2 separate regions of the Homo sapiens genome follow, and region 1 is linked to region 2. The links are chromatin loops, found by intact Hi-C in ENCODE. Cell type or tissue: IMR-90. All regions are shown on one strand. Each heading gives the region's core, and the rest is flanking DNA. Links, peaks and the distances in the headings are about the cores only. Region 1 has its middle 17 kb from the start of MIR548G. Region 2 has its middle 180 kb from the start of MIR548G.

Region 1 (10,025 bases), core at 989-8,988, 200 kb before region 2:
CCCCACCTGCTCTTACTGGAACACTGTGGGCACCTCCTGCTGTGCAGCTCTCCTGGCTCCCACTATTCCTGCCTATGCGCTATCTCTAAAACAGGAGCTGGCAAATCAGATCATATCAGCCTGCTCAAGTCCCTGCAACCTGTTTTGTCAAGTCCTGGCTCCCTGTTTTGCTCTAAGTAAAATTCAGTATCCTGCTCGTGTCTTCAAGGCTCTTCTTGCTCTCTCTGGTGCCCCGTTCCCCTTTGACCTTGTCTCCTGCTACTTTTCCTTCACTTGGCTCCATCCACACCAGCTTTGTGACTCTTTCCCAAACAGGCCATGCACATGGCCACCTTAGAGGCTTCGAGTTACCTATTCCTCTGCCTACAAATGCTCCTCCCAAATATTTCACTTGTTGGTCCCTTAGCTCCTTCAAGTCTTTGCTCAAATGTTGCTTTCTCACCAGGCCTTTTCTTGACCAATGTAGGTAAAATTTGCAGGCACTACCTGCCTCCCCTTGCCAGCAATCTGATATCCCTTTCCCTGATCTTTTCACTCCATAGCATGCATCACTGGCCATTTTTCAATGTACTGTATCATTCACTTAGTATTATGTTGATTGTTTCTTGTCTATCTCTCCCCATTAATTTCTACTAAGTTCCATGAGGACAGAAATACTTTATATTCACTGATAAATCCCAAATGCTTGCAGCTGTGCCTGATGCATAGACGACATCCTCAATATTTGTTGGACGAAAGGAAGAATGCTTATAATATGCCAGGCACTGCTAATCGCTTCCTAGTCCTTTTACCATTTAAACATCAAAGCAACTCTCTGATGTAAATATTTTTACAACCCCCATTTGAAGTTGAGGGAGCAGAGGTTTATAGGGGTTAAAATACTCAAGGTCATATAATTAGTCAGGGACAAAACCAGGATGTGAATTAAGGTGATCTAACTTCAGACACCATGTCTTAACCACCCTCCTGTTTATTAGCAGGGCTGGGCCTCAGTCTCCTCTGCTTATTTTAGTCAATATTATAATTGTCCATACATTTAGGAGTCAAAAAGCTCTAAAACTTAGTAATGAAAAACAATACTTTCATGTCGCTTTGCCTCCCTGTCTTTCTGCAGAAGCAAATACTTATAACTCCTAGGTGATTTTTGATGTTTGCATTTTATTCCATATTTCTGAATAATATCTCACTATTTATTTGTTTATTTGTTTGTTTGCTTTTGAGGTAGAGTGTCGCTCTGTCACCTGGGCTGGGATGCAGTGGTGTAATCTCAGCTCACTGCAACCTCTGCCTCCTGGGCTCAAGCAATTCCCCTGCCTCAGCCTCTCGAGTAGCTGGGATTACAGGTGTGTGCCACCATGCCACGTTGGCCAGGCTGGTCTTGAACTGCTGACCTCAAGTGATCCACCTACCTCAGCCTCCCAAAAGGCTGGGATTACAGGTGTGAGCCACCACGCCTGGGCCCCATATCTTACTATTTCTATTCCTCAATATCTTTCCCTCCAGTTTTAGACATTATCTATTGACTTCCCACATTGGAAGATGATGATTTCAGCTCTTTTCCTCCTCTTTCTGCACAACACACACACACGCACACACACACATACACACATACACTCACACACACACACACTCATCCCAAATACCTCACAATCCTTCTTCCTATTCCCCTGACCTCTTGTAACTTTGGTTAGACCAGTAGACAGGTTTATGTTATTATTACCTCTGTACCTTATTCACAGATGAACCATGCACATGTATATATTTTTTTCCTTCCCCACATAACTTTCTGTATTCCCTGGGGTTGTCTTATTTTAAATTTGCTTATTTATAATTGTACTTTTCACTGTTTGAGCCTGAAGACCTTCATCACTTTAGCAAATTTTTTTGAGCCCTTGAATATCTGAAAATAGCTGTATTTTGCTTTGACACTTGAATAATGGTGTGGCTGTTTATAGAAACTTAGATTGAAAATAATTTCCCTTCAGAATTTTGAAGGCATTACTCTATTAATTTCTAGTTTTCTGTTGTTTTTTGTATCTTTAGAAGTTATTTCACTTTCTGGTTCCTCTGCATACGATTTTCCCCCCTCTCTCTGGAACTGTGTTTGTTTTTCCCTTTACCCCTAGTGTTCTGAAATTTCTCAGTGATGTGCCTGGGTGTGACTCTGTTTCCATCCATCTTGACGTTCTGACCAATGTTCTTCAGTTCTAGGAAATTCTCTTAAATTTTTTAATTGATGATTTCCTCCCTCAATGTTTTTTGTCCTCTTTTTCATGAAACTTGCTTGTTCAGATATTATATTCTCGGTACTGGTCCTTCAAGTTTCTTTTCTTTTCTCTTGTATTTTTCATTTTTTTCTACTTTCATAGATTTCCACAATTTTCTTTGCCAATCTTTCGATTGAGTTTTCAATTTCTAACCAGGTCAGAAAACAGGTTCTTCAACTTATCTGGGAAAGAAGTTCAGAATCTTTTCTAACAGGAAGTGGACTAGTGGCTTCCTGAAGGAAATGTTTGAACCACAGTGTCCAGCTTTGAGGTGGGCACATAGCAGGTTCATGATAAAACACAAAGAGGGCACTGGCCACAAGAGCAGGGCAAAGGCAAAGTAAATATAATGAAACTAAAAGCAAAAGCATGTCTAGGAATAAGATTACCTAGAAGATAAATCTACCTGAGATACGCAACTGATTTCTTCTGGTTAATGTTTATATGGCATCCAGATCCTGAGGGTTGGTGGGGTGTGGGTCAACCCAAAAAGGGGATCAATGGCCCTGACTTTAAATAGAAGAGGCTGGCGGATCCTTAGGATGTTAAATTCTCTTACACAGACATGCCACTTCAGAATCAGGCATTGTGGATTAAAGGTCTGCACTGAAGCCCCTCCAGTTTCAGAGGCATTGGTGGATAAACCTTGACTTGAACATCTCTATTTTCCAAGTTGTTTTGAGTTTTTTTTTCACTTATTTCTGATAAAATACACTGGCACGCTGAAATCATAAAGTCTGTCTGCCAATAAAATGTCACAGGTCTGTAGACTCCAAGGAAGTAGCTAGGTAAATATTTACATACACAATTGAATTTTCTAAGTGTCCTGTGTCCCTGATCTTTGTGGATGCTGCAACTACTTGCTAACAGATAATTTAGTATGTTGCAGAGACGTGAAAACAGGCAGATGCTTAGTTCCTAAGAGGGAGCCTCGCTGCTGGGCTTCCTGCCAGTTATGTGCCTGATGGGTCATGTCTCAACCTCTGGATTTCAGTCCCATGTCTAGCTTTTATTTTTTCCCCCTGCTTTCTGAAAGCCTTAGGGATTTGGACTGCTTCCATTCCCTGGTTCTTTTCCTCCTACGACTGACTACTGAGTAAAATGCTGTCTTCCCATCTCCCTCTTTGCTTGCTGTCACCAAAAATGAGCACTTAGGCTCTTTTTATTTAAGGATTTTGTGGATGATCTCTTCTTGTCTTGGGAATCAGCCTGTCCAGCCAATTTGTGAAAAACTCAGTGGCTTACTTCTGGTTAGAAGATTAATAAGCGCATGTGGATTCATGTTTGCTAAGTGAACGAAAGTGTTTATAAAATTGACAATTGTTACATGATTCCTAAAGGTTTTTCCCAGAGGCTTCCTAGCAGTCATTTGTTACACCTTTTCTTAAAACCTCCTTGGCTTGAGCCCCTGAAAATCTGATTGTTACCCTGGTCCATGTCTTCCTGTCCTCTTGGGTTTGCTAGGAACACTTTCTCTAAAGCAGTGTTTTTCAAACTTGAGCCTGCAAAAGAATCACCTGGTGAGCTGGTAGAACCACAGATTCTTGGGCCCTACTCCAGAGATCCAGATTTAGAGGGTCTGAGATGATATCGATACAGTTGGGCCAAGGACCACACTTTGAATAGCACTAGGCTAGACCATGAAGAAGAGTGGCTGTCATGTTGGATAGACCTGGGCTCCTTCACCAAATGTTCTTTCTGAGCTATGGTTTGGGCCCAGTCTTCCCAAAGTCCACATGGTTTCAGTGGAGTCTGTTTGTGGTACAACTCTTCTCTCCAACAGTATAGCCAGACCTCCAATTCCCTTAGCCAAGAGGAAGGAAGGCAACTATTCCTTATGGAAGATATAATCTATGCAGGTGATGGGCTATGTACATTTATGTATTTACTTCATTGAATGGTCCAAACAACCTAATGGTATGGCTGATGTAATTTCATAGAGAAGTTCAGTAACTTAACCCAGTATCATCAAGCTGTTATTCATCAGGGAACCTAGGCTTTGTACTTATCACTGAAAAGTGCAGCTCTCCTGCCCCAGAGAGCACTTGCCTGATGTCAAACCTTTCTAAAAGGCTCACTTTCAGTTCTGGGAAACACTCCCAATGACAGCAATAGCTGATATGCCCGAAACCTAAGGAACAACTGAACTTTTCCTTATTCAGACAAAGAGCTCTGCTTTCCTCCCAGAGTCTCTATGACTCACAGTTGCCCTCTGCCCTCATGAAAGTGCTCTGTAGAATTGCAGATCAGCAATGTTGGAAATAGCTCATAACAAAAAGTAATTAGACAGTTTCTGCCAATGGAAGGATGTCATTTTCTAATAGGCCTAAAGAGAAATTAGGTCAGATCTCCAGAAAATCAGGAGAATGGTTTAATGAAATGTAACGTACTGTATTTCTTCCTTGCAATTCTTTAAAAAAATTTCCTTTATAGTAGATGACCCTTTAAGGGCAAATGTATATTTATATATCAAATATAAATGCATACAACTAGGATTCTTATTTTAATATAAGAGAATAATACACAAGTGTAAGAGATTATGGTAACTGTTTAAGGCTGGCATGGGTCATGATTGATTTTGGGCTTGTCCTTATCCTAATACAGTAAGCTTTAGGTTCTCATTTTCCAGGCGCTGAGTGTGGAGGTGTTGGGATTTCTATTACCCTGCTTCCTTAGCTGCCAGCAGGGCTGTGCTACTTTTGATTCAGGAAGGCATGTAATATTCTTTACAATATTCTCTGTTTCAACCATTGCAGGGAGCCTGAATAAAGATGCTATTTGATCCTCTTATTCTTCCTCATCCCTTCCAAATCCATTTTTTCCCACCTCCCCAGTGTCTTTGAATCATGTATAAGTTTCAGAAGATTCACATCATCATAAATTATTGGCACATCCTGAAGTAAAATAGGGCCCTGTTTCCACAGTCTGATGACCTGGGTCCTTCTATTCCTAGTTTTGCCATATATTTAGCTATGGGAACTTGGGAAAGTCACTTCTATTCACTGGCTCCTACTTTTATTTTCTATAAGATTAGGGTGTTTCATTAAATTTTTTAAGATTTAAAGTTCCATGAAATTAGAATTGCTATAAAGAAATTTAATCTTCATTTTGAATAAACCATCCATTCAAACTGTGACAACTTCCAGCTAAATGCCTGAAAGAATTTTTCTTAGACTGTCAGCAGCTCATGGACTCTTTAAACCTAACTTAAAAACAAACAACAAAAAAAACCTTTTATGTAATTAACTGAAGCCTTCTGGCCTGTCCCTTAATTGTTAAGTGTTTGGGCAGGATAATGGAATGATGGACAAATTGATTCTTATATTTTTCACTTACGAAACATTGCTTTTCACTCAGTGAAAACTTTGCCATTTGCCAGCGGTGAGAAAAAGATATCAGTGCTTTCAAGCAATTTCTTCAAATCAGAATTTAAAGTATCAGAGAGTCAGACCACAGTACAACTCAGTGACTCAGCAGTGCCTTTCAAAACTGCTTCCTACAGAGATTCTGCAGATGAAGGCAAATAGAGCTCTGAATGTGGGGTGGAGAAAATTGGGAAAAGCTGAAGAACCCAAGAAAACCACATGTCTGACTTCTATCTTTCCATGACATCATATAAGCTCTTAGGTCTTTTTCTTTTTCTAAGCCATTCCAAACTTGGACATTAAATAAACAATCACTATATGAAGCGGTGCTTCCAGGGCCTACATGAATATCACGGGAAGCTGGGGACATCCCTGATGCTGGGGTACCAGATAGTACTGCTATGAACTCCCTGCCTTCTGTTCCATCTCCCTATAACATCTATCCTGATCAGGGGCAGTGTGACTCAGCCCAAATGGAAAACCGTATACTATGTAGGTCAGTGTAATGCCCAAGAAGCTTTTGGGTATTCCCTTGTGTAGGTCTCCATATGTTTCCCAGCATCTCATTTAAATACAAGTGGCTGTCACAAGATCAAGCCAAGTCTTCTTTGCTTGAAGAGTGTGGCCTGAGGTCCGTCAGAGTCCCCACCTTGGTTCTAACCTAGCATTTCTGGGAGGAGACTGACACTCCACTTGACAAAGTCCAGGAGTGTGCTGATCAAGGATGCCAAAATGTGTTCAGGTGTCAGACTTTGCATGAGACCCAGGAGGCAGGGTCAGTGATCAGTGGACATTCGAACAGGGGGACTGGGTGTTACTTTAAGGAGAGCCAGAAATTCAAAGCAAAGTTAGTGAACTGATGGAGAAACACAACTCCAAGTCCATGGGCTGAAAGCAGAGAGGGAAACAGAAATTCAACAAACATCACTGCCAAAGAAAGAGCAGGGTAAGGCAAAGGCGATTCATCTTAAGGCTCCCTCTCACTTGGATTTTATTGACCCATCCATATATTGAGCAGCTCTAGGAAACTAAACCTCTGAGAGGATATTTTTAAAAAAGTGTTATGGGGATGATATGGTCAGACTTTGTGTTCCCACCCAAATCTCATCTTGAACTGTAGTTCCTATAATCCCCATGTGTTGGGGGAGGTAACCCGGTGGGAGATAATTGAATCGTGAGGGTGGTTACCCACATACTGTCCTTATGATAGTGAGTGAGTCTCACAAGATCTGATGGTTTTATAAGGGGCTTCCCCCTTTGCTCGTCACTTCTCTCTCCTGCCGCCATGTGAAAAAGGATGTGTTTGACTCCCTTTCTGTCATGATTGTAAGTTTCCTGAGGCCTCCCCAGCCATCCGGAACTGTAAGTCAATTAAACCTCTTTTCTTTATAAATTACCCAGGCTCAGGTATTTCTTCATAGCAGTATTAGAACAGACTAATACAGGAGACATAATTTATATGCTATACATGTCACTCATTTAATGTATATAATTCAATGCTTTTTATTATATGCACAGAATTTTGCACTATTGCTAAAATCTAAGTTTAGAATATTTCATCACTTAAAAAAGATACCTCATACCCATTAGCAGTCACTTCCTATTGTCCCCTATTCTTCCCACTTTCCACCCCCAGCCCTTGCCAACTACTAATCTACTTTTTTGCCTCTGTGGATTTACCTAGTCTGGACATTTCACATAAATAGAAATATACAACATATGGTCTCTCGTGACTGGCTTGTTGATAGGGTTGTTGAAAATCTATTTTCTTTCTTTTTTTTTTTTTTTATTGATCATTCTTGGGTGTTTCTCGCAGACGGGGATTTGGCAGGGTCATAGGACAATAGTGGAGGGAAGGTCAGCAGATAAACAAGTGAACAAAGGTCTCTGGTTTTCCTAGGCAGAGTGTTTGTGTCCCTGGGTACTTGAGATTAGGGAGTGGTGATGACTCTTAACGAGCATGCTGCCTTCAAGCATTTGTTTAACAAAGCACATCTTGCACTGCCCTTAATCCATTTAACCCTGAGTGGACACAGCACATGTTTCAGAGAGCACAGGGTTGGGGGTAAGGTCATAGATCAACAGGATCCCAAGGCAGAAGAATTTTTCTTAGTACAGAACAAAATGAAAAGTCTCCCATGTCTACTTCTTTCTACACAGACACAGCAACCATCCGATTTCTCAATCTTTTCCCCACCTTTCCCCCTTTTCTATTCCACAAAGCCGCCATTGTCATCATGGCCCGTTCTCAATGAGCTGTTGGGTACACCTCCCAGACGGGGTGGTGGCTGGGCAGAGGGGCTCCTCACTTCCCAGTAGGGGTGGCTGGGCAGAGGCGCCCCTCACCTCCCGGACGGGGCGGCTGGCCGGGTGGGGGGCTGACCCCCCCACCTCCCTCCCGGACGGGGCGGCTGGCCGGGCGGGGGGCTGACTCCCCCACCTCCCTCCCGGACGGGGCGGCTGGCCGGGCAGAGGGGCTCCTCACTTCCCAGTAGGGGCGGCCGGGCAGAGGCGCCCCTCACCTCCCAGACGGGGTGGCTGGCCGGGTGGGGGGCTGACCCCCCACCTCCCTCCCGGACGGGGCGGCTGGCCTGGCGGGGGCTGACCCCCCACCTCCCTCCCAGACAGGGTGGCTGCCAGGCGGAGGGTCTCCTCACTTCTCAGACAGGGCGGCCGGGCAGAGACGCTCCTCACCTCCCAGACAGGGTCGCGGCTGGGCTGAGGCGTTCCTCACATCCCAGACGGGGCGGCGGGGCAGAGGCGCTCCCCACATCTCAGACGATGGGTGGCCGGGCAGAGACGCTCCTCACTTCCTAGATGGGATGGCGGCCGGGAAGAGGCGCTCCTCACTTCCTAGGTGGGATGGCGGCCGGGCAGAGACGCTCCTCACTTTCCAGACTGGGCAGCCAGGCAGAGGGGCTCCTCACATCCCAGACGATGGGCGGACAGGCAGAGATGCTCCTCACTTCCCAGACGGGGTAGCGGCCAGGCAGAGGCTGCAATCTCGGCACTTTGGGGGGCCAAGGCAGGCGGCTGGGAGGTGGAGGTTGTAGCCAGCCGAGATCACGCCACTGCACTCCAGCCTGGGCACCATTGAGCACTGAGTTAACGAGACTCCGTCTGCAATCCTGGCACCTCGGGAGGCCGAGGCTGGCGGATCACTCGCGGTTAGGAGCTGGAGACCAGCCCGGCCATCACAGCGAAACCCCGTCTCCACCAAAAAAATACGAAAACCAGTCAGGCGTGGCGGCGCGCGCCTGCAATTGCAGGCACTAGGCAGGCTGAGGCAGGAGAATCAGGCAGGGAGGTTGCAGTGAGCCAAGATGGCAGCAGCACAGTCCAGCTTTGGCTCGGCATGAGAGGGAGACCATGGAAAGAGAGGGAGAGGGAGACCGTGGAAAGAGGGGAGAGGGTCATGGAAAGAGAGGGAGAGGGAGACTGTGGAAAGAGGGGAGAGGGAGAGGGAGAGGGAGAGCGAGAGCGAGAGCGAGAGCGAGAGCTGAAAATCTATTTGCGGGAGAGGGAGAGCTGAAAATCTATTTTCTTTACAAGATCTACTTACCTGTTAAAACTATTCTGTGGGTGTGTTATGACTGCATTTAGACTACTTTTCCCAAGTATGAAATATGTGCATACATTGAAGTGTCCTGGTTAAGAAAATGTTGTGGTTAATTAACAGTTACATAGATTTCCAGTTAAAAAATTAAATAAAATATAGTACATGCAACATTAAAACTAATTTGACCTTCTTTTGATGGCTTATGCCATGAAGAGCCACAATATAATTATGAGTAAACATACATGCTGTGGTTGAGTATTGTGGGTGTATAAAATGGAGACAACAGGTCTAAGGTGTGTGATCCTATTACCTACTGTAAAGAGTAGAAAAACAACACAACTACAATAACAAACCCAATTCTCTGATCTCCATTTGTTTGTTTTGTTTCTCCTTTTTTTTTCACTGAGGTAAAATGTACAAAAAAATTTAGTAAAACCTGAACTTTTTTACTGTTTACATTCCAGAAAGACGGGTGTTACAGTAACTTAGGAAAGGGAATCTGATAATGACTTGTAAAAGAAGAGACAAAAATATTGGCCTATCAACTGAATCTTTGGGCGTGGATTTTTTGGAGTTGGGTGGATTATACTTCTTGTTTCCTACATTCATTTGCCTTCTCAAGCAGAAACTCTCTTCTTTCTTTTTGAAATGAACATGAAAGGGAAGGTGAGATTGGGAATTGTGCTTCAGAAAAATTATTCAGCATGCTTGGAAACATGGCTTACCCCATGCAAATTAGTACACGTTCAAGAAAACAAATATACAGTCAAATACAATGAATCTTGTTCTGGCAGAAAATGTTTACTTCATAAATTAAAGCAATTTAATTAATGA
Region 2 (10,025 bases), core at 1,448-9,447:
GTCACTATAGATAAGGAGATTTGAAGGTGTAAGAAAGGGAAGCTGAGTCGTAAAGGATTTTTTATTTTTTTATTTTTTGCTCCACAGTATAGCCATGTAATCCCAGCACTCTGGGAGGCTGAGGCAGCTGGATCACCTGAGGTTGGGAGTTCGAGACCAGCCTGACCAACATAGAGAAACCCCATCTCTACTAAAAATACAAAATTAGCTGGGTGTGGTGGCAGGTGCCTGTAATCCCAGCTACTCGGGAAGGCTGAGGCAGGAGAATCACTTGAACACCTCGGAAGGCGGGAGTTGTGGTGAGCTGAGATCTTGCCATTGAACTCTGCCCCAGGCAACAAGAGTGAAACTCCGTCTCAAAACAAACAAACAAACAAACAAACAAAAAAAAAAACCAAACCAAAAACAAAAAAACTCCACATGCCTTTGATTTCACTTTTTGTTTACCTAGAAGTGGCAGTCTCTTCATGTGTAAGGTAATGGCAGTTGCCTTTTTGATTTTGAAGTGTTTGAGGAGGATTGAAATGGAAAGAATTTTAAAATTTATTCTCGGAATGGTGAGAAGTAATGGCATTGGTAGAAAAATCATGCTAACGTCTCATGTATTCTATTTTCTCACAGAAATTATAGAGCTAGATCTTTGGCATTTGTCCCCCATCTAGATATAGTTTTCTTTGGACGTTTTCTCAGTCTTTTGGAAAAATTTTGAATTTGGAAGACAGTACCTAAAGACATTTATTTTCTTCTTTAGGATGACTTTTTTTTTTTTTTTTTGGTTGTTATACAACACAATGACAATAGCTACTATTTTCAAATGCCTATTGGGTTTTTAGGGGTTTTACGCACAGTATCTCATTTCATCTTCTTACCAACTCTGTAAGAAGTGAATAGTAAATATAGTAAACTTTATTTACTTCCCCTGTTTAATTTAACTAAGGTGGCTTAAAGGAGGGAAGTCAGTTGTTCAAGGGTACAGAAGAATTTTTTTAAAATTCACTAACTATCATACAGGAACAATGTTATGTAAAAGAGCAGGTTTCCAAAGCTGATGAGACTGGCTTGTTGTATAACTTACATTATGCAAATAGTGCTCTGGTTGAGGAAAATACTGTGATTGGAGGCTCATAGGAAACTAACACTCTATTTCCTCTAGGAGTGATCGTTTGACATTTACTAATTCAGTGATTATGATGACTTTATAGAACACAGCTACCACAAATAACAAGAATCATCTGTATACAGTAAGTCCTCACTTAATGTCATCCATAGGTTCTTGGAAACAGACTTTAAGTGAAATGATGTATAGCAAAACCTATTTTACCATAGGCTAATTGATATAAATGAGTTAAGTTCCTATGGCATATTCCTAGTCACAAAAATTCACCAAACTTCTAAATAAAGATGAAAACACTTCTAATATTAAACATTGAAATAAATGTGAGATATATATACATTTAAGAGAGATTAATAAAAACAAATAAGGTAATAGTTTACCCAGTTATTCCAGCTCAGGGTTGCAGGTGGCCTGATTCCATCCCCGCAGCTCAGGGCACGAGGCAGGAATCCCACCCTGGACAGGATGCCATCCCACCACAGGGTGCACTCACCACTCCCACACTCACTCAGGCATGGAGACGCACCAATTCACCCCACGTGCACATCTTCAATATGGGAGGAAACCAGAGTACCTGGAGAAAACCCATGCAGACCTAGGAGAATGTGCAAATTCCACACAGACAGTGCCCTTGGCTGGGAATTGATGCTTTTCCTCATCAATGTTGTAACAAAATAACATTGAACGAAACAATATTAGTTGAGGACCTGCTGTATTCACCAGGGATAATGTAGTGGATTCTAAACACCCTTTGACTCCTCTGAGAGGGTGGACTCTGTCTTTTAACACATCTTTGGGCTTGTTTTCTTTCTCTTTATGATGGTTCCTTCATTTTTATGTTGTTCTCAAATTCCATATCAAGTAAGAGCTTTTCTTAGCAGAACTGACAACCTGGGAATCAAAGGATGTTGACCCCATATTCCAATATTACATTACTTTGGAATGAAACTGTCATCTTCTTCAGTCAATGACTGCAAGTCTGAGTGTAGTGTTTAACCAATGAGGCGAGGAGAAATGGCAGTGCCACAGCCTTCAGGTGGGATTATTCTTTGACCTGGGAATCACAGAGCATCATCTATGTATTCAGCAAGTATGTGAGCCCAAGTATGTATTAATGCCCAAGGCACTGCGAGTGGCTTGTGCATCTCCTCGGAAAGAAAAGAGCTTCAAATATATATTTAACTTTGATAAAAAATGGACTTCCACAAAGAAGGGTTCTTTAGGATCACATTTTCCAGGTTTGTTCTTTCTGAGGACCAGAATTTCGACTTTAATAGTCAGGAAGGTTCTACTGCATTGAGGTATCAATATGTCACAATCCCTGAAGGGATGCTTGAACTAAGCATTTTATGAACATAGCAAAACCTCATGACTTAGCCAAGGCTGGGTAAAGAGTAGGCACTCAATACTTATTTATGAAATTTATAAATAAATGAATGATTGATAATCAACACTGTACATTGGTAGTTATATGTATATATGTACACACACAATAAAACAAATGACAAGGAATGTGTGCATGTGCTGTACAGTCTTGCTGTGATTTCCAATTCCTTCTCCCTGTGGAATTAGTCTGGAGTGTGACCAAGAGAGTATATGTGATCCTGATCTGGTTTGAATTCCTCTTCATGCATGGGTCCAAGTTCCTGCTGGATAAGCTCCAAAAGGACAAGCATTATGTTTGTTTTGTCCACTGATGTATTCCAAGTATCTACAACAGTGCCTGGCACACAGTAGATACTCAGTAAATATTCACTGAGTAAATGAATGAGCACTCATCATCTTTACATGTGTGCCAGACTGTTGTCTTCCCATGCTGTCTACTGGACTGTTGTTCTCATATGTCAGAGCCCTTTTGGGTAAGTGGGTAACATTACTTCTTCCAGTCTTTATCATTGTTTTGCTAGAGTTGTCTGCTCCTTCAAATCTGCTCTGAACAAAGCCTGCTTCCTGCTTGACTTGACAACATGAGAATGTCTATTGCTGCATTTTTTGCCTCTTTCTGATTGTAGAGCTGTGACTACATTTCTGCATTTATTGCCGGCCATAATGTGGTTAAAAAAGAGGCATTTGAAACTCTCTTCAACTGCATGTTTTCAATGTGGACAGTGTGCAGGGACCTATGAAGAACGGCAGCTATAGGTTTTGACCAACGGTTGGAGGTTGTGAGGGTTAAATAGGCTTCTTATTTCCCATTGGTAGACAACTCCTTAAAAGGAGCACTCATGGCTGAGGAAGAATCTATTTAGGTGTGAGCTGAAAGGTAAAACCTTAAAGGTTGGGTACACTTTCCTACCTCATTGATTTTGCTCTCTAAAAACGGTATCACTTTGATTTTTTAAAGCTGGGGAGCTTTTTAGAAAATACAGTTTTTCAGGTACTGCACCCATTCATTTGTTCTGAGGTGTAGCCCAGGAATCTGGATGTTTATTCCCAGGTTATCACGATGAGAGAGAGGTTGTTGTTATGGAGAGGGAGTCTGGTAGGGAAAAGAATTCAGAGAGAAAGAAGATATCTACTGTATCAAGTGAAAACCCACTGTCTTTTGCAAGAATGCTCCTATGAAATGTTTCTGAGTTCCAGCATGTTATATCTCTATACTTAGGGATGTTATATCTCTGTGCTTAGGTTTATTGGAAAGACAGGTGAGGCTATGCCCTGTTCATTGCACAAGTGGACCTCTTTGTTATTCAAAGTCCAGATCCATCTGAATTTTCCTCTCTGCTCTCTTCTGGGATATCATTCTGCTGACAACAGCATGAGATTTTAAGTCGCAATGTTTATTCATAAGGAATTAGACTTGAAATAAGCTAAGCAATAAAATTTTTTTAAACCTCTAAAGCTCTATAGGCATCTTTTGTATTATTATTACTACTAAGAAAAACAGTATTATTGCTGAATCTTGTGGGTGCTTTGAGGCATGCAGTAAGCCAAGCTGGACATGGTAAGTAGGAAGGCCCAGGTGTGGTTGGTGGACTCACCTCTGGTGAGCGCTCTGTGAAATCAATTGAGTTGGCTTATGCTCTCTAGCCCCAGGAGGATACACTTTTCACATTGTATCCTTTGGCAGTTTAAAAATGTGTGTTCCAGGATTATTACTTTAAAAATTTTTGCCTGTGATCCTACACCCTAACAAATATGTTGTTTTTCTAGCAGATTTCTTTCTTTATTCTTATACATATATGCACATATTTTATACAGTTTTATTTATGTTATGGATACAATTTTCTCAATTTTTTTAACCAAACATTTTTCTTGTTTTTTCTAATCTTCACAATTTTAATCGTAATAACTACATATTATTTGGTATTTTTATTTGATTATTGTACAATTATTAGATAGGTTGTTTCCAAATTTTTCTGTGATGAATAAACCTAGGATTAATATGATATCTTCATGCCAACACCTCCTCCAACAATTTGAGTTTTTATCTTTGGCCAAACACTCAAATGTGAGATTATAGTCGCAAAAGATAGAAACATTTTCCAGGCTCCTGAAAACTATTAGAAAAACCTCTGCGCTTGATTTTCTCATCCTTATGATGAGGTTATAATAGTATGTTAAGTGATTAGAACAATGCATTCAATACATATTGGTGGCCACAGCTGCCACCACTACCACTGTATTACTACTACAATATTATTTGTATTATCATTTTGGGGAAGATCAGCTTTATTCTTATGAATAAAAACAAACATCTTAATACAATTTTGATAATCAGAATGCTCATATAGGGTTTTTTTTTTTTTTTTTGGTTTCTCTTTGTCTTTTTAAATTGATTTGAAGGCTGTTTGGTTTTTGTCCTTCCTCAATACCAGCTTTCGTCTTAAAATAATTGTCTTCTTAATTTCCTCCTTTTCCTTACTTTTTCCTCATGATGCCATTTCCATATAGGAAAGTAAACTATGCGTCTCTTATATTTATATATAATATTCTTACATTGTATTTGGTGGTAATAAAGGTAAATTGAAGAGGAAAAGGTGCTAGGAAAAGAAACACCATTGTCTGTCTCAGACTCAAGCTTAGCATCTATTCGGGTGGGGTGTAAAAATCTGACCTCTGGTGGTTCTGACCTGTAGCTGCAGGTCAGACTTAACCAAGTCTGAAATGGAGCACAGAAAAATGTATCCTCTGGCAGTGGCTGAACTGGTACAGGGCTGATTGATTGTTAAAGTTCTTTTGTACTGGTTGTGATGATCATTCCTTATGCCAGTTAAGACACTCTTGCTTTCTTCCTTACCAAGGAATTATCTTATAATTCAGTTCCTCAGAATGAAGGGCTTTAAATAAGTGTACCAAGCATCACAGTCTCCAAAAAATATTTTCTTAAAACTACTAACCACTACCATCATCGCCACAACCACCACCTGTTGAATTTTATCTAGAAATTTCAGAGAGGAAAAATGGATTCTAAACATGAGCAAAAGGGAACATCAGAGGGATTAAAATTCTATTTTTTTTTGGTCTTCAGAACTTCTTTAAATGGAGATATACCTTATCTCCTGATCAAATATTTTCAAAATTTTTACCTCCCAGGATTTAGGTTTTCTTAAAAAGTAAACTTAAAAGTCTCAAAAATAATTGTCAGATCTCATCAGATATCCGTATTTATTTATTGATCATGTAATTAAAAGGGAATAATATAAATGAAGGAAATAAAATTAGGTCTAAGAGGCTACAGGGAGTTTACGAGAAACACATGGAATATTTTTGTTTTTAATGGTTGTTTAAAATGATATGGGAAGGGTGTCCCTTTGCCTAAGCTTGAGAATAAATATTTATATTAAATTTTTATTATTTTGACTCTATAAAAACCTGTTTTCAAGGTGATTGAATTAATAGCACACAACTAAAAGTTAATTTGGTATTGTGCGTTTACATGTGTTTGTGTACAAAAGCTAGTTGAAAAGTGGAAGGATTTAGTTAATCATAGCTATGTGTTTGGTTCACATGAAATTATAGACTGTGAGACAGTTGGCATTGAAAATAAGTTTATTATTTCTAGATAGATGACACATTCTCCTTTGGTCCCACTATAAGTAGGGGCTGGTGTCTATGTTATTGTCTCTAGTCAAGAAGGGGATTATTAGTGACATGTCCTTTGCAAATTGGTTCATCAATCGTCCCCAGAATTTATACTATTGACCTTGACTTCAAATAAACAAGATTAATACTTTTCTGTAAAATAAGGTTGAGATTTGAATGTGTTTCTCGATCTCTTCCAAACCAAATCTTAGACTGACTAATGTTTAAAAGCTTACTAATGAGCCCTGTCATTTCAATATATTCTAATTATATATTATTGCTATGAATTATTTTTGAATTTGTATATATGTTGCAAAAAAGTTCAGAAATGCCAAAATATATAAATAGGACAATAATATATATATATATTTTGAGACGGAGGCTTGCTCTGTTGCCCAGCCTGGAGTGCAGTGGCGCGATCTCGGCTCACTGCAAGCTCCACCTCCCGGGTTCACGCCATTCTCCCGCCTTAGCCTCCCAAGTAGCTGGGACTACAGGCGCCCACCAACACGCCCGGCTAATTTTTTTGTATTGTTAGTAGAGACGGGGTTTCACCGTGTTAGCCAGGATAGATTTGATCTCCTGACCTCGTGATCCACCTGCCTCAGCCTCCCAAAGTGCTGGGATTACAGGCATGAGCCACCGCGCCCGGCCTAATATTTTATTTTTAAAATATGTTGACATTATAATTTATTTTAAATGGCCCATAGTTTTCTTATTTGAGCAGAATTAGTTAGCAAAAATAAATAACTAATATTTATTGTGTGATAATTCTGTGTGAGACAGTTTTTAGTTTTCATATGTAGTACCTAATGTAATGTTCCAACAATCTCATAAAGTACTATTATCCCTAATTTTGCAGGCGAGAAAATCTACAGAAAGTTTGCCCAACATGATACAGTAAGTGGCTACATGAGGAGGTGAACCCAGGTTACGTGACTACAAAGCCTGTCTTATAAGCAATGCAAATTTAAAATGGTAAAATCTACGTGTGGACCGATCATGAGCCATACCTCAAAACACACAATCCAGACATATGAAACTGCTTAATTAAAATCAGTTATAATAACTGGAAAACATTCTCTACCATCAATGAATTTTACTAGTATAAAATGTATTTAAAACAAATCAGAAATCTATGTATATTTTGATAATATGAAGTCATCATTTTTTTCATACTTTAGTTTATCCTGGGAATTTTGAGCAACCAGAAATTGGTTTAGAGAAGGAATTTCTTCTTTACTTAAATCCTATTCTAGTTCCAATCTTTTCAATTCACTGAACTTAAAAATAATTGCTATCCATATTTTCTCACTAGCAATAATTGCAGTTCTGGAAATGTATTAAGTGGTTTTATTATTTTCTAAATCCTGCTTGCATTTCTTTTTCCCAGTTGAATCCACACCCAAAGCCGTATCTTCACCCCACCACAAACTATTAGCTTTAGAAAGGAAAAGAAAAACCACAACAAAACAGTGTGTGTGTACCAAAGACTTATATGTGCATAAGCAAAAGCAAACAATAGCATTAGCAGGAACTCGTGGACATTCCAGGGAAGGGGAGGAATTAGGCGGGGGAGCGCGCTTCGTTCCCTCTGATCTGATGCACAGACAGACACGGACACGGTTATCCCCTAGGGTCTGGAGGGCTGTCAGGGAGCCCTGGCTCAGTCTTGCTGAGTGACAGGCCCAGGGAGCCCCGACTCCCCGCTGACCCCGCTCGGCGCCTGCCTCAGGACGGCCGGGAGCTGCCGGGAGGGGCCGCGGTGCCTCCTGACAGCCAGACGCCAGGCACAGCTCTGGGGCAGAGGGACGCAGCTCAGGGGGCCCTCTGAGAAGGAAGGGGGCGTCGCTTCAGGGAGAGAGGGAACGCGGCGCTTCACGGGGCTCAGTTTGTGCAGTGCCAGAGTGGCGGATGAGGCAAAGATGATACTAGGAATGCAGCTGCTGCCCTCTGAGGATACAAACTCGCCCCTGATTGGCAATAGAGCAGAGAAGAGCCTTGTTTTCTAACTAAAATCTGTAACTCCTGGTCTCAAGCAGGGCATCAAGCCATTCTACCCAGGCAGTAACTAGGGTTACTTAATTGAAACAGCAAATACTGACTTGAGGCTAAGGTGTGCCATCTACTGTTCTAGATACTGGGAATATGGAGCTCTCAGAAAGCTGACAGTTTATAGAACTGGGTCTTTTATATCTTATCCTCTTCCCACCGCCCAATTAGCATGGGACCTGATGCGTGTAATAGATACTTGGTCATGTTCATTGATTGAATGAGAGCAGTGAAAGGTGCCAGGGCAGAGGGGATTGCCCAATGACCCAGCGATGAACCTGGTGGATCACTGTGTTTCCAGGTTTGCCAGCAGTGCTAAGATGGGTTTTTCTCCCACCTGGCTGCTGCTTCAACCTTCTCCTGATTTCTTCTCTTCAATCAGGCAGCTTAGGTGAGCCTCTCCTTTCAGTTGCTCAGATCATGATGGAGATGGATGTTCTAACAGCTGGTAGTGGCCTCTGAAAAGCCAGAGAGGAAATCAGGTGAATTGGAGAAAGACTTGTATTTTGAATGCCCAGAAAAGAGAGAATGGAGTAAACAGACAAGAGTGCAGGAAATGAAGAAAGTGGCAGGAAATACAGATGGATGAGGACAGACCTCTCCTCGGCAGTCAGACGGCTGTGCTGCCTTCCATCCCAGGGGGGCTCAGAAATAGGATTCCAGAATCTATTGGCAGAGGCCTGCAAATGACTTTAGCTGGGTAGGTCTGTTTCCACACAAACTACTCATTTTGCTCTTTGCCTATTAAAATGTAAACCACTGTGTCCCTTAAAATGTATCACACTTAAAAATGTTCCTGTAGCAGAGCCAGTTTCAAAGATGAACAGTTGTACCTCAGTGGTCAAGGATGCCCGTGGCCACTCACAACTCCTGACTCTGTAATATGAGGGGCTGGAAACTGCTTCCCATCCATCTTGCCCTTGTAAACCATTTGGGCAGGCTGCAATGGCTACTCCCACCAGTGTACTAGTACAAGTTAGGATCACTTCGACAGTTGAATTTCATGGTAGGGAGAGGTTATGGGAAATTTCCTCGGCTGCAACCATGAAAACGAGAATTGTGGTTTGGATTTTTGTTGTTTGCTGTTTGCCAGTGAGAAATAAGGACTGTATTTCTCCAGACCAAGTCTATTCCTGATAGTTTGACAATTAGGATCAGGGATAATGAGAACCATGTCTGCGGAAGCAGAACAGCCAATCTCCTTGTATGATGGGCCTTTCCCCTTTCAGAACCTGATGTGCTGCCACAGCCTTTTTTTTTTTTTACCCCCTGCCTGAATGGTGAGCTCTAAGATGGCTTCAGCATGTGAGACACAAAGATCACATCCAAGACTTGTTTCTGTGGCATGGATGAATCCTTTATCAGATGCCAAAAGTAGTTCCTGTTTGTATACATGGGTCACAGCAAAAACTCTTGGGCTAGTGAGTGAAAGTGTATGTTTTAGTCTTAGTGCTTTAATCTATATATTGTTTTTTTTTTCAGAAATGTTAGCTATATGAGTGCACTAAGAATGCTACAAAATTTGGGCCTATTTTTCTCGATAATTAACAAAACTACATGAGGCTATTTACATTTTGGTTGTTATCCTTCCTCTGAATAGTAGGAGGCTTCTCATTCTGGGCTCTGAAAGGCCCAGCTGATGAGATCTGATGAGATCTGATGAGATCTGATGAGATCTGAAGGGCCTGTGCTGCCGCAAAGCCACTCATGTACATGGAGCTCATAACTTTTCCTGGCTGTTGACACATCTTGGCATGTGAGCAGATTGAAAAAGCCTTGTTCCACAGCTCAATATTAAGATGGATGTTACTGAACCACAAGGTTAGGGGAGTGT

Evidence for each region. Hi-C counts contacts between places; a loop is a spot of excess contacts. Peaks named below come from ENCODE experiments on the same cell type or tissue, not always from the same donor. Only the 100,000 strongest peaks of a DNase experiment are listed, where the experiment ranks them.
Region 1: a loop joins it to region 2, with 5 times the contacts of the local background. A loop is called at or near these places in 9 of 110 quality-filtered maps.

What each region holds. Positions count from the first base shown.
Region 1 is chr4:147,356,283-147,366,307 of GRCh38, reverse strand. No RefSeq gene overlaps it. Among named protein-coding and RNA genes, the nearest start is that of MIR548G, 17 kb to the right of the region's middle. In IMR-90, for the core only: no CTCF peak of the experiment used is centred there; DNase peaks (open chromatin) are centred at 3,207, 4,447 and 5,797; H3K27ac peaks cover 2,438 bases.
Region 2 is chr4:147,156,252-147,166,276 of GRCh38, reverse strand. No RefSeq gene overlaps it. Among named protein-coding and RNA genes, the nearest start is that of MIR548G, 180 kb to the left of the region's middle. In IMR-90, for the core only: a CTCF peak has its summit at 5,178 (motif pointing left); a DNase peak (open chromatin) is centred at 5,166; H3K4me3 peaks cover 757 bases; H3K27ac peaks cover 589 bases.